Regions from separate parts of the Mus musculus genome. Here region 1 is linked to region 2. Evidence: chromatin loops called from intact Hi-C (ENCODE). Cell type or tissue: heart. All regions are shown on one strand. Links, peaks and the distances in the headings refer to the core of each region. The heading gives the core; the rest is flanking DNA. Region 1 overlaps Gm20125 (predicted gene, 20125). Region 2 has its middle 270 kb from the start of Gm20125.

Evidence for each region. Hi-C counts contacts between places; a loop is a spot of excess contacts. Peaks named below come from ENCODE experiments on the same cell type or tissue, not always from the same donor. Only the 100,000 strongest peaks of a DNase experiment are listed, where the experiment ranks them.
Region 1: a loop joins it to region 2, with 2.7 times the contacts of the local background. A loop is called at or near these places in 2 of 42 quality-filtered maps.

Annotation. Positions count from the first base shown.
Region 1 is chr10:16,988,313-17,003,631 of GRCm38, reverse strand. Gm20125 (predicted gene, 20125) reads left to right here. Exons shown (of 9, transcript NR_038020.1): 2 at 13,175-13,336; 3 at 13,893-14,012. Among named protein-coding and RNA genes, the nearest start is that of Gm20125, 100 kb to the left of the region's middle. In heart, for the core only: no CTCF peak of the experiment used is centred there; a DNase peak (open chromatin) is centred at 6,631; H3K27ac peaks cover 403 bases.
Region 2 is chr10:17,359,007-17,374,325 of GRCm38, reverse strand. No RefSeq gene overlaps it. Among named protein-coding and RNA genes, the nearest start is that of Gm20125, 270 kb to the right of the region's middle. In heart, for the core only: no CTCF peak of the experiment used is centred there; a DNase peak (open chromatin) is centred at 7,065; H3K27ac peaks cover 1,555 bases.

The DNA.
Region 1 (15,319 bases), core at 4,216-9,215, 370 kb after region 2:
AGAGCCCAGTCAGCCATTACTGTAGAATGTTTTTCCAAGATTACTTATCAGTGATTTTAATAGGGCTCAGAGGTTTGTGTGGTTTGCACAAAATGTTACTTACTTTTAAACTTCAAATTTCTCTCTATGTTACTTTAAGCATCTGAACTCTCTCCTAATGCAATCCAGTTATTAAGATCAACACCTCCCCAAATGAGTAGGTAAGAATGCATAATTAAATACTTAATGATGAAGTGGATTTAACTATTATATTGCTGCTCTAGACAGGTGCCCCTCCCATTCAAAGAGGCTTCTTGGTATATTACACAGGAGTTCAAGTTGTTAGATACTAATTTGGTTTTTTAATTGCACACTCTTGTCATGACAGGATTTCTGCCAGGAATATACGTCTTCAGTGCCTCTTCATTGATTGATAGAATCATTCATTTAACAAGCATTTGCTGGCAGTAGTAATCTATTTAACAGGCATTATTGGGCTACATTGAGTTAGAGAGAGAGAGAGAGAGAGAGAGAGAGAGAGAGAGAGAGAGGTGTAAGGTAGTATAGTGTTCTCAATAAAGTCAAAGCCAAAAACATAACTTATGGAGATGTAAAGACAGAGACATAAAGCAGCTTAATAAATAAAATGACAGAATAATTCACATGGCTTAATATTTCTGCCCTACTCAGTACCGTATGTAAAGACGTTGGTATGAACTTAAAACTTGCCACAATGGAAATATGTGTACAAGTACAGGGAGACAACACAGAAGGTAGAGATCTAGGCAGTTTAACTCAGTTGTAAAATCACAGTGTTATAAAGCCAATATCATAGCTTGATCACAAAATCCAGAAAATCTGCTTAGACTAGTGAAAACTTCCACTGAGTTTGAAGGCTGATCCTATAATTCTTTTTTTTTTCTTTTTTTTTATTAGGTATTTTCCTCATTTACATTTTCAATGCTATCCCAAAGGTCCCCCATACCCACCCCCCCAATCCCCTACCCACCCACTCCCCCTTTTTGGCCCTGGCGTTCCCCTGTACTGGGGCATATAAAGTTTGCAAGTCCAATGGGCCTCTCTTTGCAGTGATGGCCGACTAGGCCATCTTTTGATACATATGCAGCTAAAGACAAGAGCTCCCGGGTACTGGTTAGTTCATATTGTTGTTCCACCTATAGGGTTGCAGTTCCCTATAGCTCCTTGGGTAATTTCTCTAGCTCCTCCATTAGGGGCCCTGTGTCCCATCCAATAGCTGACTGTGATCATCCACTTCTGTGTTTTCTAGGCCCCCGGCATAGTCTCACAAGAGAGAGCTATAACTGGGTCCTTTCAGCGAAATCTTGCTAGTGTATGCAATGGTGTCAGCATTTGGAAGCTGATTATGGGATGGATCCCTGCATATGGCAGTCACTAGATGGTCCATCCTTTCGTCACAGCTCCAAATTTTGTCTCTGTAACTCCTTCTATGGGTGTTTTGTTCCCATTTCTAAGAAAGGGTAAAGTGTCCACACTTTGGTCTTCGTTCTTCTTGAATTTTATGCGTTTGGCAAGTTGTATCTTATATCTTGGGTATCCTAAGTTTCTGGGCTATTATCCACTTATCAGTGATACAATGGTTACGAGTAACATAGGCTGGGATTGTGTGTTTGGTAGGATAAGGATGAACCCCAGAGCTGGAAATAAATTTCCAATCAGTGGGATATGAATAACATTTACTCCCTCTCTATACCAGGAATTCAGGGCATATGGAAATTTCCTGGGAATTAATAAACTTTGATATTTGTCATTAAAATATCTCTCCCCATGCAATGATGAATGAAGCAGGAAGCCTGTGAAGTTGGAGGCTAAGTGCTGACTGTCCTCTCCCTTTTCTAGGAAGGGAGGATAGCAGGATGTACACAGAATTTCCTGTTCTTTATTACTCTGCACTGCCAATGCGAGAACCCACCAGGTTAGAGGAACAGCCTCTGCTCTTCCTTTCACCTTTAGATGTGGAAAATTAGCCATTAGTCAGACTAAAATACGAGCATCGCTTGTAAATTCATCTGTGTTTTCTGGTCTCATTAGCGCTCTTCTGGACTGCATGATAATGAGCATAACATAATTAAAGGGTAAGCACCACGCCACTCTAACCAGAGTCTGTGCTTTCCAATATCCGATGGTAACAATCAGAGAATGAGTAATTTCTCCTCCACGAGGGTGGTCTTTGTACAGCTCGAACTCAACTTGTTCTCTTTTCCCTTGTGAGCAGGAGCTTATGCAAAAATCCCCACTCACAGTAGTGTTTGGGTTTTATAAGAGAAGGTATAGTCTTTGTTTGTTTGTTTTGTTTTGTTTTGTTTTGTTTTGTTTGTTTTACAAGACAGGGTTTCTCTGTGTAGCCCCGGCAGTCCTGGAACTCACTCTGTAGACCAGGCTGGCCTCGAACTCAGAGATCCACCTGCCTCTGGCTCCCGAGTGCTGGGATTAAAGGCGTGCGCCACCAGTCTTGAGGGAAGAAATTTGAGGCAGATACAGAAATTCTGGCAGACACTGGCAGATTCTTCCATTTTCATCGAAGGGAAACTAACTCAGAAATGCAGAAGGTGATGACTCTGGTGTAAAAACCTCAGTCTGATCAGCTGGAACCTGAGAGAATAAGAAACTGAAAATTACCGTCAGAGAAGATTTGACACGCTGGAAAAAGTGGTAGCAATTGCATGGGAAATCGGTGGCTGAAGATTGTGAGGGACTTGGATTTTTCATTAGTTTTAAATCATGCCGTGCAGGAAAAGTCTAGGGAGATCTTGCAGATTTGCTTTGCTGGGTCCCCATTGTGTCTGAATATTGATGCTATAGAAGGCGATGGGCAACCTCGAGCTCTTTGGTATCTGTCTTCAAGGTGACGGATGTTAAAAGGCAGACATGCAGAATTCATTATATCAAATGATCTTCTACCTAAGTGGATTTTAAGAACCATTGTAGACCTATTGTGATTTGCCCTCCCAGGAAAAGGGTAATTTATTTTGACCTGCAAAGAAACAGTGGGTACGCTATATTGGGGTGATTAATTTTTTAAAGATACTATTTCAAGGTTAAGCTTCCTTGGGTCACAGCCTCCTCACCTTGGAGATCTTTCCCAGTTCTGCTTGTTGCCTTGCTAGCTGTATATTGAGTCTTCACAGTTTTACATTTCTGTCATTTTAACTAATACTATTTGATGATGCTCCCTGTTGTCGTATTTCTGCTAATTGTTCTCTAGCTGCTGCCTATATTTGCCCCCTGGCAGACAGAGGCACAAATGTTTGTCATATCAAGTCTCTAGAATATTTGAATTTGATCACTTGCAAAAATATGTTTCTCGTTCATAAACATTATACATTTTAGACTAATCATCCACAGTGGTGGATGTGACTGTGATTGCCGCTTGTCTTTTTCAGAGCTGTTCCCCTCCCCCCAATTCCTCAGATATTATTCGTTTGCTTATTTTGAGATATTTTAAAGGAGAGAGTGGCAGGTTTATTTGTCAGTGGTCTTAGGAAGTACACACAGCACAATGCTATTGACTTCATCAAAATCTGAATATGAGTTTTAAAAAGCACCATGATACCCTCAAGTGAAGTTGTAAAATAAGACAGAAACATCTTGTGTTTTCTCAGAACCCTGAGAGACATTAGGACCTGTTTTCTTTCACCTTGTAAAATAAGCTAAAGACAGCATCTATTTTAGAAGAAAAGCTAAGCACATGTGATCAAAGTGTGCATAGCAATATGAAAAATAAGCACATATTTGAAATATTTTATAAATATGTAGAATCAAATCTCCCTTCTAGTATGTTTCTTTATAGCTTCTATTGCAGAGTCTGTGCCAAGCAGAACTGACTAACTTGCTACTGTTTCTGATAAATTTTGCATGTTGGTGTATTTCTCAACTAAAAAAGCAACATGTAATTATGCAAAATCTTTTCGATTCATAAAACAAGGAACATCTTTTATTTTGTTTCACAAGTCTGATGGCAATTCTCTTTCCTTTATAACACTGAGATGCAACAAAATCACTTGTAATGTGTTTTTCTTAATAGAATACATGTGCATTTGTTGAGGGCTGACCCTTACTTAAGTATGCACTTAGTAACTGTGTGTGTTGTAGGGCTTTGCATATTTTATGATCTCCCCTTACTGCTTTGAACTTAATATAGCAACTCTAAAAAGTTTAAGAACACATTTGAAAAAAAAAAACACATTTGAAACTCGTATACTTAAAGATCTGCATATCTCATCTTAATATTTCATCATAAGGTTTTGAATGTAGGAAAACATGCATTAGCTTTGTCATTATTGATTTTCCTCCTACTATCTAAAAAACTCACAAAGCTGTTAAATAGTAAAAAAGATTTGCAGAACTTATTTGTGAGGAATTACACTTCAACGAGAAGTTAATCTTTTGGAACAATTTTCAGGATCTCGATGTGTAGAACCAATTTATGAGAATAATGTGGTACTTTTCTTTTTATAAAGCAGCATTAGATCTCATTTTGACTGGTGTGCGGCAATCCTGTTCTTGTTACTATCATCACTTTTGTTTATAGATGAAGTAAGCGAGACTGGGACACACACTCCTTAGGTTTCTTTTTCCCTAGCAACACTTCCATGCTATACAATATTGCTGCCCTTTACTTTGTCTGTTATTGTCAAGACAACCATGGGTTTACATGTTGTCAAAGCTGTATACCAGTATCAGTTTCTTCCCTTTGAATGGCTTCATTGATTGTGTCCAGGCTTTTACTTTAAGATAAGTGATTGTAACTTAGCGCTTCTTCATACATGCCTACCACAACATATGAAGTAAAATATTTGTCTAGTTAATAGAGACAGTATACAGGGTGTAAGTAGAGATTATTACAAGGAGGAACCCATATTTGATTGTACATAAGATGTCATTTGTGGGACAGAGAGAACTATGATGGAGGCTGGAGTCGCATGATGCTTTGTTATGGAAGAGTGATGAGTGATGCAGGAGCAGCAGCGTCTCAGAAATTATAAGGAATCAAGGGCCCAGAACTAGTGCGGTAGGGTGCTGCTTTATAAGACATTGTATTGTGAAAATCAGGACGTTATACAATGATTTCTCATGAGTATTACTTTGAGGATGGGTAAAACAAAATAGTAAAATAAAATAAAATAAAATAAAATAAAACCAGTGTTGGTTACAGATCAAAAGAATGGTCTCTGGCTAAAGCTATTAAAAACCAACTTTCCATAATACCACACTGATAATTTCAATTAGAATCACAGCAAGAAAGTTTAAAGTAGGGATGCATCCTCAGCCCAATTCCATGACATGTTCATTTACTAACCCCTTTCTAGGTTTCCGGCTTAGGGCAGAAGGAACCTATTGAATGTTTGCTGTAAAGAGATCTTGAATAACACTCTCGTTTTGATCTTGTTGCTAGAGACAGAAACTTACCTAGAGACACCTCTGCTTTCTTTGATGGGTTTTCTCAGATCATTCCTTGTGATGTTTAACATAACACACGTGTAGAAGATGGGGCAGGAGTTTGAAGATATACTGGGATCTATTAAGGGCATGTAAGAATAATTTAAGAGGCTGTGGTACATCCATTGAAGTACTCCAATGAAGTCATTATCTGAAACTTTGAAAGAGTTGTTGGATGAAGAATGAATATAGAGTAAGCAATACAGGTAAAAGAGAGAGAGAGAGAGAGAAGAAGTGGGAGAAGAAGTGGAAGGGAAGAGGAGAAAGGGAAAGGGAGGAAGAAAGGAGGGAGGAAGAGAGGGAGAGGGAAAGGGAGACAGAGAGAGATAATTACGTCAGTTAGTTAAAGGAGGATAAAGTGGCCACTGACTTATACTCAGAGGGAACAGTGAGTTAGTTATAGCAGGAGATGAAGGGCATAGAAAGGAAGGAATGATGTGAGATGGGTGGTACTCACTTGAACTTAGCTCATGTGTACTACATGAACAATCTTCTCAAACTGAGACTTGCTTACCAATTACCCCTCCCCCCACAAACACACCCTGATCTATTGGATTCACCTGCAGATATTGTATTTGTTTGTTGTTTTTTTAGTTATCTGAGGTTAGCTCCAAAAGTTTGCCATGTGATTTTGTTGTTGTTGTTCCCAAAAGTCACATTTATAGTAATGCCATATTTGGGCTCAGGAACATAGAGCTGGGATATCTTTTCATTGTTGTTCGTTTTGGGCTCTTTTCCTCACAGGTTTAGATATCATAAGCAAATCTATTACTTTTCCTTGGTCAATGCTTAATAAACTCGCATGTACTGTTCACTGAGGTATCTTGTTAAAATGCAAGGTCTGATTAGGTTAACCTGGGTCTGTGTGTAAACTGTTGTATGTAACAAGTTCCCCCCGTGAAGCTCATTCTCCTGGTTGCGGATCCAGTCTGGTCTGTGGTTGGGAAATCTCTCTGCCATCATTTCCCCAGATATCACATGAATAAAAATAAGTAAATAAAGCACTTTGCCTACCGTGGAACAAAAGAAAATGTGAAGTGTTGGTAGTAGATTGACAGAGACAGGAAATGGAAAAGGCTTGAGTTTTAAGCTGAGTGTAATTTAAGCACATTTACAGAACTAGAGGAGTCAGGATGAAAGGGGGAAGTGAGACATTTCGCAACTGGGTACTCCCCAAAAGATGTTAATGCTTTGCTTTGTCAATCACTTCAGACACTTGGACAAGCATGGCACTCAGGGGATGTGGTTCAGTGAGTAGCTCACAGGAAGTAGTATTTTCACAGATGGTTGATCCATTGGCTAGAATAAAAAGTGGATTTTCCTGGCAGGTACTTCATAATTCCATAATTCTAAAAGAAAAGCATGATTGCTTTCAACGGCTGGCATACATTATTATGATTTTAGGATGCTTGGGTAATAGTTGTGGTTAATATGAATTGGCAAATTTGACAAGATCTAGAGTTACTTAGAAGGCCAAATTTTGGGTATGTGTGTAAGGGATGTTCTTTACTGGGTTAATTCAAGTGGGAAGACCCACTGTAAATGTGGGTGACATCATAACATGCACAGGTGTCTCAGTCTGAGTAAGGGAAAATCAGAGCTGGTCCCAGCTTCTCTTCTCCTCTGCTCTTGCTTCTGTCTGATTTGTGACTGTGGGTGTAATATGACTAGCAGAAGCACTCTTCTGCTGGCATACCTGTCTTTCCACAAAGGACTGTTTACCTTCAAACTCTAACCCAGAACAAACCCTGTCTTCCTTAAACAGTTTCTGTCAGCTTTTCCTCCACATTAGTGACAGAAATAATAAATGGACTTACTTTTCTTAAGCAATAACAAAATCATTATTGTTTTTCAGATAGGCTCCTAACACGAATGGTCGAGGATGGTCTTGAACTAGAGATCCTGCCAGTGTGTGCCACCATTCCTGTCTACTGGCTCCTAGTTTTATTATTACTTTGACATAAGACTTTAAATACTAAAAAAGTACGTTAGAAAACACTGTCTGTTTTCTTTACTACATGTCACTTTATTATGTTGCCTTTCAGGTCCTTTATTTTCCCTCTGAAAGTTTGAAGTACTCAATGTTGTAATCCAGACATTTTAAACTTTGATTTGCAATCATCTAAACTACAATTCAACAGAGAAATCTTTCTAAGATTGATTTTCTCTCACTGGGTCATTCATAAACATATTCATTACACACACACTCCACGAATATTCGATAATGCATCAATCACTGAGCTGTTTACATTAAGAGACACAATTGAAATTGAACAATATAATTCAATGAAATTACTGGTCTTTTTATTTATTCATCTAACCCCTAGCTGCTCAGTCACTGTAAACAGCTTCATTGAAAACAATTCACTTTTCTGTTCTTTCTGGATTGATCTTCTCAAATACATGATTGCTCTTAATTCAGATGAAATATTTCATTTCTTTAAGTACATGGAAAGGAATTAGAGCCAGCTGAATGCAATAAGGAACAAGGAAGGAAGACGCTCAGTAAGAGGAAATCAAACCTGTTTACAAGTCTGGGATCTAAACACTTGTGAGGTTTGTGGTTTTGGAAACTATATTCATATGTTAGAGGAGAAAATGATGAATGCTAGATAAACATGAGTTTTAAATGGCCTGGGTTGGATTCTTATTTCTCATTGCACCCTAAGTACCTCTTTCAAATTCCTCTGAATTTCAAAGAGTTTCAACTCAGGGCTTAAAAAAAAAAAGAAAAAGAAAAAGAAAAAAAATGTCATTTAAACACTGGGTCATTTCAACATTGGAGGGAGAAACAGATGAGGCAGAAAGATGGAAAATGTTTTCAACCATCAAGATGTGTCTGTTTTACTCAGAAGACAGGTATAGTGTGGAATATTCATAGTATTCATAAAAACAATTAGTGTGTACAGTCACTGGAGGCACATCAAATTATCATCCCATACAATGGTAAATTTTCCGTTCCTAAATCCCTAAATCAGTTTCTGTTTCCAGTTCCCCTTTCAGTAGGTGACACTGGGAATATGCTAAACACAGCCCTTGGGCAAATTAGAAACAGAAGCTGGGGAAAACATTAGGAGCCTTTTCTGGGTCTTATTTCATTTTAAACTGTTGTGTCTATTTAGAAGGTAAAGAACATTAATGTAAGTGTGTTTTAGAAACAGAAACCCATCAACTGAGAAAGTGCCATCCTGGAGTTCTGTTCCGATGGCCTTATATATTTATTTAGTTGCTAATGTTTTAAAGGAATGGACACAGCCAGGTGGAGACTCCTGAAGGTGGCAGTCATTTTGAATCACCAAAAACCCAAATGATGGTTCTTGGCTGTAGGAGCTTTTGAATGTGTTGGCTTTGAAAGTTTCATGACTGGAAAAAAAAGGAAGGCTGAAGGGAATTGGCATTTTAATTCCATGTGGCTGAGCTTTTTAGTTACGTTCAGACACTTCTATTTTTATTTCTTGAAGCTGGGCCCATGGCCAAGTAGGAAGCTGCGGAATTATTGCTCTTGCCCTCACATTTAGTACAATCTCCTATAATACTAAGGTTAGGTCAGCTTTTTCCCTGTCCTTGCATTAAACCTACAAATAGATCAGATTTCGTGATAAGCACCAGTGGAAAAAGGACGAAGGACGGAAACTGAAACACGGACCCTGTTCAAGTTGAATTAGAATCAGATCCATTGCGTCTCATGTTTGCCTAGTGCTGGCCTGAGAACCTGCTTGGTTTCACCTCTGCACTCTAGTTGTTCTTCCTTTCTTCCTTCCTTCCTTCCTTCCTTCCTTCCTTCCTTCCTTCCTTCCTTCTTTCCTTCCCCTCTCTCTCTTTCTCTCTCTCTCTTTCTTTCTTTCTTTCTTTCTTTCTTTCTTTCTTTCTTTCAAATTCTTTTTCTTTTTCCTGTTGTGTGCTGATACACTTAAATGATAGCTCTTCTTGTTTTATGCAATGGAAAAACTATTACGGAATAGTTAACCTTGAAAGCCACTGACTGTATCTAAAAACAGAAGAAAAAAAAATCTCTCCCTTACTGTGCCTCTCATTGGTTGTTTGGAAACAGCTGCTTGATGCCAAGTTTGTACTTCGCTCTTATCAGCCCATTTGGTGAGATCAGAATGTGCCTGAATAACTCTGAAGGTTAAAATATGTTGTTGGAGATTTCTGTTACTGCTATTCCAGAAAGCCACCTAATAGCATCCTCACAGTCAGCAGGGACCAGGCTCTGTCTTTCTCATGATTGTGACACATAGTGGAAATTTACTGGCTTCTATATATCACAATCTCTGCATGGTGTGTGTCACACTCAGGATAAGCCCAGCAGGACAGCCTGCAAATGGCCTGGCAGGGTTGGTCGACCAACATATGGAACAGTCCCTCTGAAAACAAAAACATGCTGCATGCGCTCATGATCTGAGTTTTACATTTTGAGTTTTTTTTTTTTCTTCTCTAGCATAGATGGTTTAATTGTGGCACCTATAAACTTAATTTTTAGAAAACTCGATAATTATAATTTTTATAATTTCCTAATTCTTTTTTTTTCAGCATTCTAGAAGTTGTGCTTCACTGCTATTAAATACTATTTGGGTTGTACGGGTTTTTTGAAGTTGTTATTTATAGTACAACCCCTAAACCCTTATAATATATATTTTCATTTCATATATACCTAATCATTCAGACCTTCTTCCAGAATTGAAATATACTGCATTATCATAGCTACTCAACAACTAGAAAATATGCATGGCCCAACAAAAGCATTTGAATATTTCAAATTGCTGCTCTGTAATCTGAATGTCATACTGTGGCCTTAGTCTAGAAATGTCTATTAGAAAAAAAAGATGCCAAGGATTAATCTTGCCTTTTGTGGTGTGCTTACATTTATCTCCAAACAGTGTATAGTGTTTTGTCAGTTATTTATCAAGCTATTTATATGTTTATCTGGTGCCTGTCACTGGGGTACTCAAAGCCTTTGACAAGTGTGCTGTTAGCAGAAAATACTGCCCAGGAGAGAAAGGATATTCTTTTTTCACTTGACTCCTTCAGAGCAGAAGCCATAGTAATTCCTATATGATTTATTGAACAACCATTAGAAGGAAACAGGCAGAAATAGATCAGCCAATCACTCAAGGCATGGACACTGGATATCTATTCTTGTTGAAATTTCTGTCCAAGGAAGCATGAGAGTTGAAAAACAAATATAACCATCTTCCAAAAGGCAAGATAACAAACAGTTTTTGTTTTTTACTTTTTATAAAATGCCTTGTAGATGATTTTTGTTCTGTAGTATGTTATGTCCCTCTTTCAACTGCAGAACTTCCCTTGATCTTAGATGAGTGTCATTTGGGCAAAACCCCAATGAGTTATGTAGAAAGTGATAATTAAAGAACCATACATTAGCAGATGCAGATAATTTAATATATAGCAATTCTGAAGACTTATTATCACACCTGATGTTTGCAAATCAGTCACTTCCATGAGTGGTCCATCTGAGATTCTCATTTCTTTTTTCTTTTCTTTTTTTTTTATACTTTATTTTCTTTGCCTAAATGATAAGAGAAAGTTGTTAAATTAGCGATTTATGATCAGGATACTCAATAATGACAAGTCAGCCAAAGACAACCTCAATTTGTATTATGATATGATATTCTTCCACTATATTTTAATCCTTATAATGTTTCTACCTGAAAGGACCATCTTAACATTTTTTTCAATGTACAAAGAATGCTATTTCTTCTTTTCTCATAGCACTTGTTGAAGAAGCTAAAAGTCAACTGTCACCTCTCCATTAGGGCCACCATGAAATGAGAACACATAGGAATCTTGAAACAGTTGCTTGACTCCATATGGGAAGAATGTCTCTCTAGGAGACACTTAGTTAGGTAAAGAATTACCCTACTATCCTATCTCTTCCTGAGTTCAGATTTCTCATTACAGATTCTTTTTTTCCTATTCTTTTCCACATCTTCCACTGGTCATATGTTTTGAGGGATTTTTCACATCTATAAACCATGCTTCAATTCAAGGATCATTGAGATATTTAGATAACTTTTCTAGTAGATCCTTCCTTTATAGTGTTAGGATGAGTTCTTTCTGAAGCTTAACAAATTCTGAGGCAGGCTTATTATACCATCACCAGGTAAGGCAGTTAATAAAAATAACCCAGAGGAGAGAGTTCAAATCTGTATATGTGTGTTCATTTTGGTCCCATACAGAAAAGTACAGTGTATTTGAGAAATGATTGTGAAGATAAAACCATGTCTTCCTGTGCAAACTCCCACACACCTAGAAATAATTATCTTTAATTTTGCAGGGAATATCCAAAAATAGGTTCTTTTATATTCAATTTTTTCCCTTGAGCACAACATGGAAGTGAAAATTTAAGAATGTAATTATTTGCCATGCTAAGAATTCCTGAGTCTATATAACACTGCCACTCTGTGCTTTTCAGTAAGCAAATTAAAAGTTCAGATTATAGTGCCCTCTTTGGCAAAACCAAGGAGTGAGACCTGGTAACTCTTAGGATACTCCAGGTTCCAGGGTTTCATGTTCTATGATATTATCTTAGGAACTTAGCTACATGTTTGCATAGAAACATTTCATAAAATGAGTTCATATCATTGGCTTTGTTAATACCTGCATAGCTAGAGAAGAGTTAAAGACAGAGGGTAGATGGGAGGCAGAGAAGAGAGTCCCATAGTCCAAACATGCTTTTTAGACAAATTTAAGATGTACTTTCTGTGTAGAATTTGAGCAAAAGTAAAATCACTGTAAATTTTAGTGTCTATTTTATGGATGGTTATTAGGGATTTTAGTTATTTAATTTCCACAAAAATTCTAAAATAACTATTAGTAGCCAACTGAAACAGAATGCTAGACTCTGGCTGGAAAATCCCCAGATAAAAAGTTAAGAAGTGGCAGAAGTGCTGGTTTTTTGTGTGTGCTTGAGAGATCTAGCAGTTGCCTTGAGCAAATCACAACACTGGGGAACAAAGAGGTTCTCAACATAGGGTTAAGTAGCAACAAGGTGCTAATTCCTGCTGATTCTGTACTTTTCTGTCATCTAATAATACCAATCATGACAATAGAATACTGATGCAATATTGATCTAAAGCTGGAAAAAAACACAACTGTCTTTTCTCAAGAAAGAAATGTATTCACATGGGTGATATGCATCTAACTGTTCTCTTCTAGAGATTGCTTACAGAGTATTGATATATTATAGAGGGTTTCTATTGCACTTCAGATTTCTTAATGGATGTTGAGTGCTTTTTGTTTAATCTACCAAATGAAAGATAATTTATGCTTATTTGTATAATAACTAAGAAACTATCAAATATTTATTATTGAATTTAAGCAACAAAAATGGCAAGAAGAAACAACAGTGAATCTATTTTTTAAAGAAAAATGCAATTAAGTCTTTAGGGGGATAAGAATTTTCAGAACTATTATAAATAGAAGGGCCCATCTCAGCTTGATTACTTCAAAACAGCTTCCTGCAGCCTCCCACCAAGTAGATGAGCAATTAGAATAATCACAGCAATAAGTCAAAGACACTTGCTGTTCAAACTTGTGACTTTTCCTTTTGGCAATACTCCTCGGCTATTCCAGTTGTACACACACACACACACACACACACACACACACACACACAAGCATGCACATATTTAATGGAGTTTTATTTGGTAAAAGGCAAAATGCCTGAGACTGACTTTTTGTGTTTTGTCTCAAGGTTAACTAAAGGGCACTGAACAAGTAAAGCTGTGCTGAAAAGAACAGTGGCCAAGGCAGGGATATTCTTATACCACAAACAGTCATGCAGATGGAAGTCTGGCCAACAAAACCATAAAGCATCATGTCTCACTGTGACTCAATCTGTCAGCTCAAGTACAAGGTGACTCAGGAGAGGGAGGACTGTGTTTTGTTTTGTGATAAGTACTCAAAATTTCTTGTATATTCATGCCTGTTATATAGTGCTGATATAAAAGAATAAAAATTATTTTAATCATTTAATAATTGCAAAGACGGGTCTTAATTTCTAAATTTAAAGGAAATGAAAGACACAAAGCAAACGGAGTGAGAGAAAACCTAGAGATTAACAGTATCTGCCTGAGTCTGTACTTTTGTTTGTAATATCTCTATGATATTTCTACAACAGATGCTAGTCAGTTGATTCAGTATGCAAGGAAATTGACATTAAAAAAATAATAAGACAATAACATATCCTTTGCAAGGCAGTCATATGATTTTCTTCTGTCTGATTTTTGAGTATATAATTCTAAGTTTCCTCTTTGTTCTTTGGCTTATATTTTTAGATCTTCTAAGTTAGCAGAATCTTAAAAACACAAGGGTTGTAGAAGAGAATGTCAAATAATTTTGTTCAGACTTCCTTATAATGACATGCATTTTTAATACCTTGCCTGTTGTCCATCCTGTTCCTGTTTCCACAGCCTTGAGTACACAAGTTCTTCTGCATTCCCAAATGCTTCCTTCTTTTGTCTCCAGTTAAAGACATTTACCACTTTCTGGGAAGGATTTCAACTTCAACTTTTCATGAAATACGATGAGAGGTCAGTAGACACACACAGCAAAACCACATAAAATAAATCCCAATTATCAAAGAAAAAAAGACAAGGCTAGACATTGTTTTCATGGCTTAAGATTAACAAATATGTTTTTTTTCCATTTGAATGAAATATATAATATCTGAACACACACACACACACTGGGGTTTAATATCTAAATTCTGAAAACCATGCTTGCTAAATAAGACTTTGAAGAAGGAATACCATCTACAATATGAATTAGAATCCATCTATCTATCTATCTATCTATCTATCTATCTATCTATCTATCTATCTACCTATCTATCTACACACACACACACACACACACACACACACACACACACACACACACAATCAAAATAGAAACAAGAATGAGGACCTAAAAGTATTGTAATTGTAAATTATGGTATAACTAGATACACTGAGAGAAGCAAGAAAAGTGGAGAATCATTACAGCCACAAATTTTAATGTCTAAAATCATTGTTGTATAGGGATATGTCACCTAGTAAAGATAATTGCAAATGTTGCTATCATTCATGACGGCTATAATAGGAAAATAATATAAATGATTAAATACACAATTTACCACTGATACTGTGCCATGATGTTGCACATGATATTGACTGGAAGAGGTCAGATGAACAAATAGTCCACATAAATACATGAGCGTATTACCATTTGAAATATAAAGGGAAATGTTTTATTGTCATTTGAAAGTTGGGTGCTTTTTCAGAATAATTCAATACCAAGTAATATTGGTATGGTTGGCTGAGCTGTATTCCTCTGCCCATCCACATATTGAATTCCTCAGCTTCAGTGGCCCAGAACATAGCTGTATTTGAAGACATGTCTGTAAAGAAGCAATGAACTCGGAAGGTGGTTACTGGGGTGATCCAATATCTAATAAGGTGGCTGTCATTAAGAAAAAGAAGTTTAGATATAGATACACACACAGAGGAGAGGCCACATCAAAAACAAATAAACAACATTAACAACAAAACAGGAAGAACATGACCAAGTAAAAAGTCAAAAATAGAAACGACTTGAAGAAGCCATCCGTTTTCACATCTTTTATGTGGGATATCTGGTCTCCAGAATTGAGAGATAAGTTTTTTTTTTCTTATTTAAACCATCTGCTCTGTGATGATTTGCTTTGAAAATATTAAAAACTGTATATCAGGACATTTTGTAAAATGTAAACTCATTACCAAGGAGTGAAATCTGCAGCAGATGAAGAAAGGAGGTTCCTCTGATGACCAGGAAGAACTTCTTTTAGATTTCACCTGGCAGGAGTTCACGGGGTGACGAA
Region 2 (15,319 bases), core at 4,917-9,916:
ATGGGATCATTTTAGACTGAAGGCTCATGTGTGGGAGTCATGCCTTTTGTGCACTGCTTAAATTCCCATGGGGTCTGGTAACTTGCTGTGTACCCAGCAGGAACCCAGAAAGTCTTGTCACAGTGATAAATACGACACCATTAAATAAGGCCACATTGAATACACAAAGAAACCCAAGAAAGAAAACAACACAAAATCTCTTCCTCATCTTTCCGTATTCTATGTGTATTTAGGTAGGTAACTTTACCACTTTTAACTCTTTCATTCCTAAGAGAATCAAATATTAACAAAGGGAAGAAGGCCTATAAGCAGAGGAGTCATGAAATGGTAAGTGCAGGGCTCTAAAACTCAGTATCTTTCTACATGTATTCTCATCAAAGGGATAGACATCTAATAAAACGACTGCTGGATGATGTTAGGCTATTGCTTAAGACGTGACTGTGTTTGAAAGAAGAGGCAATTTAGAGACCCTAGATTGATTGACTTCTTAATTTTATATGTAGGAAAAGAAAACCAAATTATGTGAACAATGTATTTGCACTCCTTAAACTTAACAGAATAATTTGCAAGAGAGATAGAACTAAATTTGCAAAGCCATGAGCCTTTGGGACATTCAAATCTGTTTGTTTTAACCTGTTTTGCTTAGTTTTAAATTTCAGTGACAGAAGGTCACTTAGATTTAGAATGTCTTTGATGGTGCCTTCTCACTTCTTTTTTCCTTTCCTTTCCTTTCCTTTCCTTTCCTTTCCTTTCCTTTCCTTTCCTTTCCTTTCCTTTCCTTTCCTTTCCTTTCCTTTCCTTTCCTTTCCTCCTTTCTTTTCTTTCTTTTCTTTTCGTTTCTTTTCTTTTCTTTTCTTTTCTTTTCTTTTCTTTTCTTTTCTTTTCTTTTCTTTTCTTTTCTTTTCCCTTCCCCTTCCCCTTCCCCTTCCCCTTCCCCTCCCCTCCCCTTCTTCCTTCCTTCCTTCCTTCCTTCCTTCCTTCCTTCCTTCCTTCCTTCCTTCCTTTTCTTTGTCTGTGGAAACAAAGTAAATCAAGAAAAGAATCAATTCCACGAATGTATTTATTGTGTGCTGGTCAGGTCCTTGATGGGCAAGAACAAAACTAACTTGCTTGTGTTTAGATTTCTTTTCTTCATTTGAACATTGTTGGCATTAAGCAATCTGCTTGCCCAGAGAACTCAGCACATTGTAAAGCTATAAACATATCTAAAAACCAGGAATTCAATTATGACTCATTTCTACGGTGATCTTGATATAAGACAGTGCAAAGAGCAATTTCCTTTATTAGACATTAACTACTGTCAATTTTCTTCTCTTGGGAAATAAACAGAAATTTGAAATATGTATTTTCTTTGCTAATGAATCCTTTTCTTTATAATTCTTAGGAGACTCCCTCTTAACACAGAGAACAGGGTATAGTGGCAATTTTGCAGGGAGGAGATAAAGGAACTGATGTCTCCTTTCCTCTCCACTTCTTCACAAACCTGGGAAGGGCATTAAAAAGAAGGCAATATTAGTAATACCCAGCCCAAGTCAATGCCCAAGAGTGACAAGAGAGACAAGAGAGTCGCCCACACTTTGTGTAATGTCTTGAATGCTCTTAATCCTTTTGCAAACACTTGCTTGGTTATAGGAAAAGCGAATGCAGAGAATGATATCTCAGCTGGGATTCAACCTGTGGATGCTTAGGTAAAGAACAGCTATGCAAGCCGTCTCTTAGTACATTTTAGAAATCTTCCATTCATCTCTGATCTTGGAACTATACTTCTCTGAAGCATTTTAGTATTTATCTTTTTGAAAACTAGAGTGGCCAGGCCAAACATTTTCTTGGGTTAAATCTACTGAGTTTCTGGTGATTTTCCTTCACTTTGAAATCTTCGCATACAGTACAAGAGGAGCTGCATAGAGTCCCGAATGTCACATGAAGAAGGAAGGCAAATGACAGTGTCCCATGGAGGCAAACAACCCTCTAAGTGATTTGCTTCTTCTCTGTAGTTTGACTGCTCAGACTCTGATTTCCAAAGCAAATGAGCCCATCCCTAAAATAAGAAAGAATGCCAACTTTCATTTTGACAGTTCAAAAGCATCCCTGTCTTCACACATCTGATGAGAGAGTATCCAGGTTATAAACACATAGATGCCCTCTTCTAATTGTAATGTTCATTTGATAGGCTCTCTGTGGATGGTTAATTTTCAATGCCATCATTCATGATTTACAAAAAATGAGAAATAAGAGGAAAGAAAACAGTGAAGGTTGTGCTAATGTCTCAATGTTTTTGGCAATAGTTTCAATTGCAGGTTCTTCTGCAAATCAGACCATATCATTTAAATATAAGACTGTATTGATAATGGCTTGAAGATTTATTTTCACTTGCATGACTTCAATCATCCCAAAGTAAGAGATCAAGAGACTGTGTACGTGGGATGTGGGGAGGAACACACCAACACTGACCAATGGCAACAACATCAACTAAAGCAGCTCAAAATGCTTACTTAGTAGGCCTACAGCCAAAAAAGCAGTCTAAGTTGGTGAATAGCACTAATTAGGACAGAACAGTTTTAAATGCAAAACTCGGAGAAAAAAAAGTTATGGAGTCCTAGACATAGCACAGATAGACAAAGCCACGGGGAAAGTGTGGCTTTGGATTCTGATCCTGTTGTATCTTCTCTACAAAGTTTTCATCTTAGGAAGGAGCAAATAGACATCACCAGCATCCAAGTCCAAAGTCATGAAAGCGATGGCCAAGGAGTGCTCTTCAACTCACATGCAGCGTCCAAGTTCAGGAAATTGATTTTAGGGCACAGAAATCTTGTATAATGGAAAATGATAGGAAATGGAAACTCTCTGCCATTTATCCTATGAAACAGAAATATATTAATACTACCCCCATCTTTAAAAAAAAAAAAAAGCGATTGCAGGATAAACAAGAATAGCTTCCAGTGATCTTACTGCAAACTGTCTGGAAGCCTTCTAGAAAACCCACATGAAGTTTTTCATTTGTTTTTGATACTCTTGAATTGTGGAAAGTAGTGATAACTAAAATCCGTGCTAACTCCCACTGAAGCCATTCACACAAAAACCCAGTTCCCATGTTTTTATAGTTTCCAGTCATCTGCCTAGAAATTGGCGTTATATATGTGGAGGAATGTGGAAATAGAAGTAGAGGACATGAATTTCAAGACTTAATGAAGAGCTGTGTCTTAAGAACTGCCATAAAACAATGGACAAGTAATAAGGCTTTGTACAGGGTGATACTTCTGTGCATCTTCAGCAGCAAGGGTGGTGGTGCAATAGAAGTCACCTATATTTATTTACTTCAGGCCAGCTATTAAACTAGGCAATCTACAGATGTCTCACTGTTTACTGGAGGAACTCAGAGCTCCGAACTGAGAGGAAAGTTTGAACTTTAGCTCTGTACTAACTAGCTGGCTGGTGATGAGTGGAGATGAGGGCAGATGGCTAAAAAGTCCTCACTTACCTGGCCTGCTCCAAGTCATCCAAAATCACTTTTTCTTCTGACCTTGGCTGTCTCATTTTACATAGGCACTTTAAAGACTCTCTGAAAACCCTCTTTGTCTACTTTGCCCCCAAGTCAGAGATGGCCTTTCCAGAGCACTTGCTGTTTAGGCTGAGACCTTACTCACTCCATAATCCTTGTGTAAACAACAGAAGCTTTGCTTTCTTCCAAAGTATGGGTGGAAGCCTAGGCATTGTCCAGAAGAGCCCCTGGTAGCCCTTTGGTGGCCTTGGTAGCCCTTTGGTGTCTCAGCTCAAGGTTTCCTGGTCTTTCATCCTTATGTTTCAACCAGAATGTTCTTTCTGGAGTCCTAAATATGACCACATGACTCTATTGCTTTAAATCACAATGAGTTCTCAGAGTCTCTATTTAGGCAATACTTGAGGCATCATCAGAAGAGCTGATAGCATCCAAGTCTACACATAGGTTAGAGCCTGAACAAATGGATGAATAGGCTGCTAAGGGCATAATAAATGTGGTGCAGTTAGAGACGGGAACAGAACTAGGTTCAAACAGCTTGACTATCTAAAAGCAGGTATCTTGACCTGTGAAATTCCATTTATTCTCTCTGCCTTCTTTCTCCTGGTGTGCAACCTTAGGGTACCAATGGTCCCTTTTACGTTTTCCTATTAAAGAAGACACTGGTTTTAATGTGCTTAGAAAAATATCTGGCATAAGTACTGTTTTCAGTTTCTCCCTTTCTTTCTTTCTTTCTTTCTTTCTTTCTTTCTTTCTTTCTTTCTTTCTTTCTTTCTTTCTTTCTTTTTTTTTTGAATTAGATTTTTTTATTTCCATTTTAAATGTTATCCCCTTTCCTAGTTTCCCCTCTGAAAACCCCCTATCCCCTCCCCTTCCCCCTGCTCCCCAACCCACCCACTCCCATTCATGGTCTTGACATTCCCCTATACTGGGGTTTAGAGCCTTCACAGGACCAAGGGCCTCTCCTCCCATTGATGACCGATGAGGCCGTCCTCTGCTACAAATATAGCTAGAGCCACCAGTTCCACCATGTGTTTTCTTTGATTGGTTGTATAGTTCCAAGGAGCTCTGAAGGTACTGGTTAGTTCATATTGATATTCTTTCTATGGAGCTTCAATCCCCTTCAGTTCCCTGGATATTTCTCTGGCTCCTTCATTGGGGACCTTGTGCTCCATCCAATGGATGACTGTGAGCATCCACTTCTGTATTTGCCAGGCACTGGCAGAGCCTTGCAGGAGACGGCTATATCAGGCCCCTGTCAGGAGGCTCTTGTTGGCATCTGCCTAGTATCTGGGTTTGGTGGTTGTTTATGGGGTGGATCCCCAAGTGGGGCAGTCTCTGCCTTCATGTTCTGCTCCGAACTTTGTCTCTGTAACTCCATCCATGGGTATTCTGTTCCCCATTCTAAGAAGGAATGCAGTATCCACACTTAAGTCTTCCTTCTTCTTGAGTTTCATGTGTTTTGCAAATTGTATCTTGGGTATTCTAAATTTCTGGGCTAATATCCCCTTATCAGTGAGTGCCTGGAAGATCCAGCAATACCTCTCCTGGGCATATACCCAGAAGATGTTCTAACTTGTAATAAGGACACATGCTCCACTATGTTCATAGCAGCCTTATTTATAATAGCCAGAAGCTGGAAAGAACCTAGATGTCCCTCAACAGAGGAATGGATACAGAAAATGTGGTCCATTTACACAATAGAGTACTACTCAGCTATTAAAAACAATGAATTCATGAAATTCTTAGGCAAATGGATGGGTCTGGAGGGCATCATCCTGAGTGAGGTAACCCAATCACAAAAGAACACACATGATATGCACTCACTGTTTTCAGTTTCTTAAATAAAGATATGAAGCTACTGCTTTTGACTAGGATTCTCCAAGTCTCTTGCTCTGACTGGCTCAGAAATACCTTAGCTATTACTTATCCTCAGAGGCTTCCTTCAGCCAACACTGTCAATCACTTGTTTGCATATCAATATGACCACAACTATCTGTTGTCTACAAGTGAGTTTCGTTCTCTCTGTGCTATAAACACTATTGTAAGAGGGAACCATATCTTACTCATAGGAGTATATAAACAGAGACTTAGGCATCTGACTCATGAAATGTTTGATGGATGGATACATACAGGAAGAATAATAGGAGCATAAGAGTATATAGCTATGATTTGGTTTTGTTTTCATTTTAGATTAAAAATCAAGACAACACATCTGTTTTACCAGGTTTTTGTTTGTTGGTTTGTTTTGTTTTTTGTTTTTGCAGGTTCTATGTGAAATCTTAGTCTTCTCAGTCACTTATAATGAAAGAAGTATGGGGATTTATCTAAAATTCAGATTTAAAAAATGCTAAATTTAGTTTGATTCATTACTCCTGGTAAGTATGTATCACACTCACCCAAGACACTGAAAACAGTATTTAATTCCACACACATTTACTGATAGTCCTTATAGGTAACATACTACGCAGAAAAAGAAACATTAATAAAATATGGATCCTGCCAAACAGGCACTTGATAGAGACACATAGAAAGGACCTTAAAATGTAGGCAGAATGTGAAACACGAAGAGATCAAGGGGAGATGAATTCTGCTTATTACCACATTTTTTGAAGTATTTATCTTTTGTAGCTTTTTTTTTTTTTCATTTGCATTTGCTATAAGGCCTGGAAACTTGAGTTCCATCTCTGGGACTCACGTGAAGGAAGGAGATCGCTAGCCAGCTCCAGGAAGATATCCTCTAACTTCCACAAGCCCACTGTGATATGATATAGTTGGTTTGAGCACATACACACACATTCACACAGTGAATAAACAAATTTGATAAACATTACAAAAATTTGTGCTTTGAAAATTGAAGCCCTAGCTTGTGTGTGTGTGTATATATGTGTGTGTATATATATATAAATACATATATAACATCTTTGCACAATTTTTACTTTCTATATTGCCATACTCACTATCACTATGTGGAAGAACATTTTTTGATTATATAGCTCACATGAAAATCAAAAGGTTATTTGAAAACAGCCCTAGTTTACAATTTTTGAATTCTATTTTCTTTCTTTTTTTTTTTTTGAAAATTTACTTTCTGTGTCTGTGCATGCACATTCTATGCCATGGGTATGAAGGTCAGAGGACAACTTGGGAGGGGGAGGGCTCAGTTTTTCATCCAGCATGTGACTCAGCATGTGACTCCTGAAGAATTGAATATACTCAGCTGTCAGGCTTAGCAGCAGGGCTCTTTGACTTGCTGAACCTAAGCTGCCCAAATTCTATTTTCTTTGAATGGGCCTAGATCAGTTTGCATAACATCAGATGCCAGGGTTCTGTGTATAGGTTATCAATGTTGTCATTGCAAGATTTCAGATCTTGAAAGGAATTCAGAGGTTTTTCTCATTATTCTTGTTTTATGAAATCAAGAGGCAAACAGACTTAATGAGGTTAGTCACTAGAACAATCACAAGAAAACCCTGCTGCCTTGATCCCGCTACTTGGCTGTCCAGCACAGCACAACCCCCTTTCCTCCCCTCCCCTCGGAACGTGATGCTTTTAGAATAATTTTAGACTCTAGGAAGTGCAATCCTGGGGAAGATATTTATAGCAAGCCTCTGGCTCATTGAGCATGCTCTTGTTTGGGATATTCCACTGCACACTCTGTTCTTGTCAGTAATAAATTATTCCCTGACAATTTAGTTGCCAAAGGGTTCCCAGCCTAGATGCTTTGCACATGTCTGTTTGAAAATGATCAGGTTAACCGGTTTTAATGATGCCTTTGTCCTTTACTTCCCTCCCAGCACGGAGAGAAGGAAGAATCAAGAGTTTCTGAAAGGGGGTGAATCTCACACAATGGAGCCCTATTTATATAACATTTAGTAATCCACTGAGTTTGATTTTTTTTTTTAGTTCCAGAAAAGATTTTACTCTTATTAATTAGAGGCAAGAAGTCAGAAAAAGAAGAAGAAGAAGAAGAAGAAGAAGAAGAAGAAGAAGAAGAAGAAGAAGAAGAAGAAGAAAGAGAGAGAGAGAGAGAGAGAGAGAGAGAGAGAGAGAGAGAGAGAGAAAGAGAGAAAGAAAGAAAAAGAAAGAAAGAAAGAAAGAAAGAAAGAAAGAAAGAAAGAAAGAAAGAAAGAAAGAAGGCATCTTATAGCCATTTACAAGTGATTGTGGGCTGTAACTTGAATTCAGTTATATGATCAACTGACTTAATGATATTTTTTTAACTTTCTAGTAGGTCAGGATACAAACTAAGGGGACATTCAAATGTTAGAAAAGCAAAACAAAACCAGGGCATGAATGAGGGTGGAGAGGGGAAAGGTGAAGGTGGCTAGCAAGTATTGTTTCGTGACTCATGTTTCTCAACTGAAAACTGAGATTTCTGGTCACATTAGGGTGAAAATGTTGATAGCAGCTGCAAACAGGAAGGTTTAAACATGCCCTTCCCTGGGTAGTATTTCCTTTGGTGTTCTCTGTTTCTATGGTATGTCTTAAAGCTCTGTAGTTTTACAATCAGCTGCAGCTTCCTCAAGTAGGAAGGAAGACTCTGTGTTCTGTGTTCTTCCTTCATTTACTGCCGTGTGGTTGTGACATCTGCCTGTCCTCGTTGACAGTGGATAATGCTGGAAAGACACCCCTACAGCAGGGTATGCTCAACAGTGATCACAGGATGGCTCAAAACTGACCTCTCTAAGGGGAGAGAGAATCCATGGTCTGATTAGCAAGGGGAAACCATGCTTGCCAGAATGATGGCTTAGTTTTCAGTTTACATTGTTAGTAATAGCAAGATAATGAAGAGTGTGCTCAGTTTTGAGATGTTTGAAGGCCTTGTTGGTTCAGGCAATTGACAAATTGTAATTTAAGAGATAATAATCCTGAATGGTGAAAAAGAGTTCAATATATTTGCAAACTAATGGACCGAAAGGAGAAATAGGGGAATTTTTTTCAATATGGATACTTTTAAAAAGGGTGGACAACCAATTTCTTAAATAAGACATTTTTTGAAGAACGTCTGTCTCACTGGGGATATGTTAGAAGGCTAAATATGTGTTCTAATTGAACGAGAGCTTTAATCCCTGGTGCTCCAAGTAGAAAGAAAAACAAAAGAACTCCATGTCTCTTTCTGTAGGAGTGTTCTCCCTTTAAATGCTTCTGTTATGATAAATAGAATAGAGAGGTATGAAAAGGCTATTAAAATAATCGCAGATGTTTGAGTCAGAAATTATGTGTTGGTTTAGACTGTCAGTGGGTGAGTCAATTGCTTTCATGTTAGGACTAATCAGCTGGACTAGAAAACTGGCTATCGATGACTTCAGGTAGCTGCATCAGATGTAAGTCCGTAAGCTTCACCACTGGAATCTATCCATGGAACATAGCAGTCATTTGAGCAGCAAACATTAGGCCCTGTGTTAACTGATACCCTGGGCTATCAGTTTGCCAGTATGCTGCACTGCAGAATTAGGCTCACAGACTGTGGCTAGATTGATGGAATAATAGAGATCAGCAGCCAGGGTGTCTCATCAAAGACAAAAATGGCCAACTCAAACAGATAGCTAGTAAATGTTTACCATGGACAGGATTCCTCTGCTAATCAACTGTTGTTGAACAACTACCTTCATGAAAAGATACTTAACCATTTTTTTTCTGACTCCTGAAATGTTTAAAATTAGATCCCACTGTCCTGCCCAAGCTTCCCTCCCTTGTTATTTGCAAAAATACAAGGCAAGAAATGGTCACCTCTCCATATTGGCATGCATGCGTGAATTGAGTAGATAGAATGAATGTGGTTTTAAGAACAAGTAATCTTGCAGGATGAAAAATGTGCAGACTCTGTCCAAAAGGGAAAGAGGAATTAGGAGACAGTAAAATCTTAAGATTTAAATATTTTTGGGATGCATTCAGTTATGGTTTTCTCTTTGTAAAAAGTACAAACTGGTTACAATATGGCAGAACAAGACAATTAACAAAATACCACATTTCTCAATGAACACTTGAAGTGCTAGATACAATTTCTTCTTCTCTTTGACTTCCATTCTTGATAACTTTTATTTCAATACAATGTTCATTTGAACTTTAACATTGTACTGGCATTGGATAGCAGTTCCTCTGTACCTATGTCCTGAAAAAAATAAAATTTCTAAATACATTTTACATTTATATAAATATTTACATTATTCATATAAATATATTATAAATATAATATGAATATAAATTTGCTTTTAGTAGTATTCTGTTATAGTAGTCTCTGTCATGCTTGAAGTGCCTGCTCTATGACTAGACTCCATCCTTTCCCCCTCTCAGTTTCTAATCCCCTATGGTTTAGGAAGCACATAGCTAACATTCTTCAAATTTTCTGAAAACTGGAGAAAAATGCCTTATGTAGTAAATATGCTTTACTGTCTGAATGTCAGGAAAACTATTTCTGTTGCCCAGAGGCCTTATTTACTTATGTAATGGAGGGACAAAAATTATTTGCTTTTAGATGACACCAGAGTCTTTTTATGGGGAATTCCTTGACAACTACATAACTCTGACACTAATATTCCAAGTGCTTAGACACCCTGGGGAGATTAAAATGAATGTAATCATAAGACTTTCCTCTAGCATGCATATATCCACACATCTGACGGTGTATTCTCAGACATGGTGGTAAAAGGAAAATTTGTCTGTGTAAAAAACATGAATGTTTAGAGGGGTGACACACATTTTGGAAGTGTGCATTGCATTTCTATATTGACTAGTATTATGATTTTTCATTTGTCTGTTTGTTTGTTTTGCTTATACATTTTAAAACAAGAGAGTAAAGAAAATTCAGTAGCAGAGAAAAATGATCTATACAAGAATTAAAGATAGCCAACTCGATGCAAGATAAAAGGGTCATTTTTTAAGATAATCAAAACCATCTCAAGAAATAGAGGCATCTTTGAAAGTTCTTCCTGAAATTTTTAATTTTTTTGATGTTCAATGACTTATATTTGAAATTTTTCTCTTGGAGAGAAATGGAAAATTCCCTCTGTGCAATTTTCAACATAACATCCACTCTTTTCTATAAGAAAAACTTTCACCCTAAAATTCTAGTTTCCTGATATGGAAGGCATATTACTATTGTATTTGCAACAAGCATTTCCACGCAGAAAGCTCCCGCAATAAGTCAGCAATGAGTGTTCACTGCATTTTAATATTAAGAGTTTGGGGCTGGAGAAATGGCTCAGTAGTTAAGAACACTGACTGCTCTTCCAGAGGTCCTAAGATCAATTCCCAGCAACCATGTGGTATTTTGCAACCATCTGTTATTGGATCTGACAACCTCTTCTGGTGTGTCTGAAGACAGCTAGAACATACATACACTTTTATACATAAAATAAATAATTATATTATACATATAATAAATAAGGTAGACTCACCTGTTATGCAAAGTATTCTGTTTCTCCTTTCAAGGAGATTCTGTCCAAAGTCATTCATTACATTGCAAAGATACCCTAGAAAAGTATGTGTGACTCTATATTTTTTTTTGAAAATATTTTAAGTGATTCCTCTTCAACTTTTGTAGTATTTTCATCTCTTTAGGTTCAGTTGTACCAATGTCATGGAGCAGTTGTATGTTTCTATGCTGTGTGTGCTGGTCAGAGGGGTGTTTGGATTTTGAGGGTGCATTATGGAGAAAGACTGGGAGCTGGAAAATGAAATATTCAGGGATGTGTTAGAGGAGCTGATGCCAACCTTGTGAGCAAGTAGCAGTCAGTTTTCTTATAGTCACCTACTTAAATCACTAAGCAGGGGAAATCTCTCAGGGTCCGTTTAGTGTACTTGGTGGGAATCATACTGATGTCATCCACATAGTCTGAACACAGTGGGCTTGTCTAGCTTGGGGCTCGGCCCCTGTTCTTCCTTTGTCTCTACATGTAGCAGTCACCTCTTTTCCATGGATACAAACGAGAAACAGTAAATTCAGGGCAGGTTTCCTCTGCCCTTTGGCATCTTTCTGTGGGTTACACAACAATTTGGCTAGCCACTCAGAAAATCAGAGTTTCAGTCCCAAGGGAGATGCCAGTTGTGTGTCTCTCATTGTAACAGTTCAACTAGATCAAATCCACTTTAAATATTAAAGAAATACTCTCATGGCACTTCCTTTGCCTTCTAATGCAATGCATTTCACAGATCATGAAAAGGGAATCATGAAAATAAACTTCTTGGGTTATATTAATAAGCTAATCTTCTATCCACTTATAAATATTACTGGGGATATTAGTTAAATGCTACCATGTGTTAAGGCAGGCATTATAGGATCAAAATGCCATGTTCCTCATGAAATAGAGCTGCTACTTCTGGCATTATTAGAGTTTTGTTTTGTTTTGTTTTTTTCTTGTGGTGTGTTTTGAAGTCTATTTTCCTCACAAGGCACATGTTGTGTATAAATTATTAATTCATTAATTCATGAGGTATTTGGCCCCAATGATACAACACTTTTATTTTTTCTGGCTTGCAGGATGTACAAATGTGAAAACTACTAGCAGCAGTAAGTCAGTGCTGAGCTAAAAATAGAATTGAAGGCTTTTTGTTTTTAGCATATGATCGAAGAGCTTTCATATGGAAAGTAAATTTGTGCTATTTGTGGTCATGATATCAACTGTGATTAGGAAAATTGCTTCTGACCTACTACAAATTTTAATTATTTAAATTGTTTTAAAGCATAAGTATGACATTTCGGTTTAGGGAAACATACTGCCTTTAATGTAGTGTTACTTAACTGGAATTCATTCAGTGCAATTTAGATTAAACTAGGACACAAAGAGGGCATATTATGAAATCAACATACACACACAAAGAGGGCTCCACTATCCTGTGGTTAGGCATCTGGTAGCCACTCACACTCTGATGCTTACTGAGTAAAACAGGAGTCACTCAGTAGTTGGACAAAGATGCCCAAGGTCTTGAAAGAAGAATTAAGTTTATGATGGCTTCTGCATTTTCTCTCCAGAATTCTTCAAAGAGCCACTGAGGAGATGGCTCCTTTGGTAAAGTGCTTACAGTGTGTGGTAAAAATAGGAACCTGATCACCAGGACCTACATAAGAAGCTGGGCATAGTGGCACATGCCTCTCACCCTTGAGTTGAGATGGTGGAGACGAATGGATCCCTGAAGCTTACTGGTCAACCAGCCTCAATTATACCCATTGAGTATCAGGTAAATGAAAGACTCTATCTCAAAACATGAGACTTTATCTCAAGAAATGAGTTGAAGAAGACACTTAATGTTAACCTCTGGCCTCTGCAATTATATGCACATACATGCATGTACACACATACACACACACACACACACACACATTCTTTAAAGGCCTTATACACTACTTGGACTCTTCTGAGAATAAAATTCCTACTGTATACACTATAATTATATGATTACTAATAGGTTGTTTTTGGATCATCTATAAAGAATGTAACACAAATACACTTTGAGTATATTACTGTAATAATAACAAAACAGAAGGTAGTTGCATCTAGGAATAATTGAACAATTATTAACAAGGAGTTTACTAGGACAAGACCAACTTAAGCATATAGAAAAATCCAAGAAATTAAGAAAAGAGAAGACTCAAGTAAGTACAGTTAGTTGGGCAGTATTTACATGTAAGCATATTTTAAAGGACTGGGGTACTATTTATATCCAACCTGTTACCAAATGACCTCATATACTTCAGTATAACTATGAATACATTCCAACACAAAACTATAAACTTAGCCGGGCGTGGTGACACACTCCTTTAATGCCAGCACTCAGGAGGCAAAGGCAGGCGGAATTCTGAGTTGGAGGCTAGCCTGGTCTACACAGTGAGTTCCAGGACAGCCAGGGCTATACAGGGAAACCCTGTCTCAAAAAACCAAAAAAAGAAAAAAAGAAACCTATAAACGTACCAAAAAACATGACTTTTTAAAAACTAAATTGACATTTTTTATTATTATTTTTATTAGGTATTTTCTTCATATACATTTCCAATGCTATCCCAAAAGTCCCCTATACCCCCCCCCCCACTCCCCTACCCACCCACTCCCACTTCTTCGCCCTGGTGTTCTCCTGTACTGAGGCATATAAAGTTTGTAAGACCAATGGGCCTCTTTCCAATGATGGCCAACTAGGCCATCTTCTGATACATATGGAGCTAGAGACATGCGCTCCAGGGGGGTACTGGTTAGTTCATATTGTTGTCCCACCTATAGGGTTGCAGATCATTTTAGCTCCTTGGGTGCTTTCTCTAGCTCCCCAATTGGAGTTCCTGTGATCCATCCAACAGCTGACTGTGAGCCTCCACTTCTGTGTTTGCTAGGCCCCAGCATAGTCTAACAAGAGACAGCTATATCAGGGTCCTTTCAGCAAAATCTTTCTAGTGTATGCAATGGTGTCAGCGTTTGGAAGCTGATTATGGGATGGATCCCCAAGTATGGCAGTCTCTAGATGGTCCATCCTTTCATCTCAGCTCCAAACTTTGTCTCTGTAACTCCTTCCATGGGTGTTTTGTTCCTAATTCTAAGAAGGGGCAAAGTGTCTATACTTTGGTCTGCGTTCTTCTTGAGTTTCATGCATTTGGCAAATTGTACCTTATATCTTGGGTATTCTAGGTTTCTGGGCTAATATCCACTTATCAGTGAGTACATATTGTACAAGTTCTTTTGTGATTAGGTTACCTCACTCAGAATGATGCCCTCCAGGTCCATCCATTTGCCTAGAAATTTCATAAATTCATTCTTTTTAATAGCTGAGTAGTACTCCATTGTGTTTTTTTTTCCATTTTTTATTAGGTATTTAGCTCATTTACATTTCCAATGCTATACCAAAAGTCCTCCATACCCACCCACCCCCACTCCCCTACCCACCCACTCCCCCTTTTTGGCCCTGGCGTTCCCCTGTACTGGGGCATATAAATTTTGCGTGTCCAATGGGCCTCTCTTTCCAGTGATGGCTGACTAGGCCATCTTTTGATACATATGCAGCTAGAGTCAAGAGCTCCGGGGTACTGGTTAGTTCAAAATGTTGTTCCACCTATAAGGTTGCAGATCCCTTTAGCTCCTTGGGTACTTTCTCTAGCTCCTCCATTGGGAGCCCTGTGATCCATCCATTAGCTGACTGTGAGCATCCACTTCTGTGTTTGCTAGGCCCCGGCATAGTCCCACAAGAGACAGCTACATCTGGGTCCTTTCGATAAAATCTTGCTAGTGTATGCAATGGTGTCAGCGTTTGGATGCTGATTATGGGGTGGATCCCTGGATATGGCAGTCTCTACATGGTACATCCTTTCATCTCAGCTCCAAACTTTGTCTCTGTAACTCCTTCCATGGGTGTTTTGTTCCCACTTCTAAGGAGGGGCATAGTGTCCACACTTCAGTCTTCATTTTTCTTGAGTTTCATGTGTTTAGGAAATTGTATCTTATATCTTGGGTATCCTAGGTTTTGGGCTAATATCCACTTATCAGTGAGTACATATTGTGTGAGTTCCTTTGTGAATGTGTTACCTCACTCAGGATGATGCCCTCCAGGTCCATCCATTTGGCTAGGAATTTCATAAATTCATTCTTTTTAATATCTGAGTAGTATATCTGAGTAGTACATCTCCATTATGTAGATGTACCACATTTTCTGTATCCATTCCTCTGTTGAGGGGCATCTGGGTTCTTTCCAGCTTCTGGCTATTATAAATAAGGCTGCTATGAACATAGTGGAGCATGTGTCCTTCTTACCAGTTGGGGCATCTTCTGGATATATGCCCAGGAGAGGTATTGCTGGATCCTCCGGTAGTACTATGTCCAATTTTCTGAGGAACTGTCAGACTGA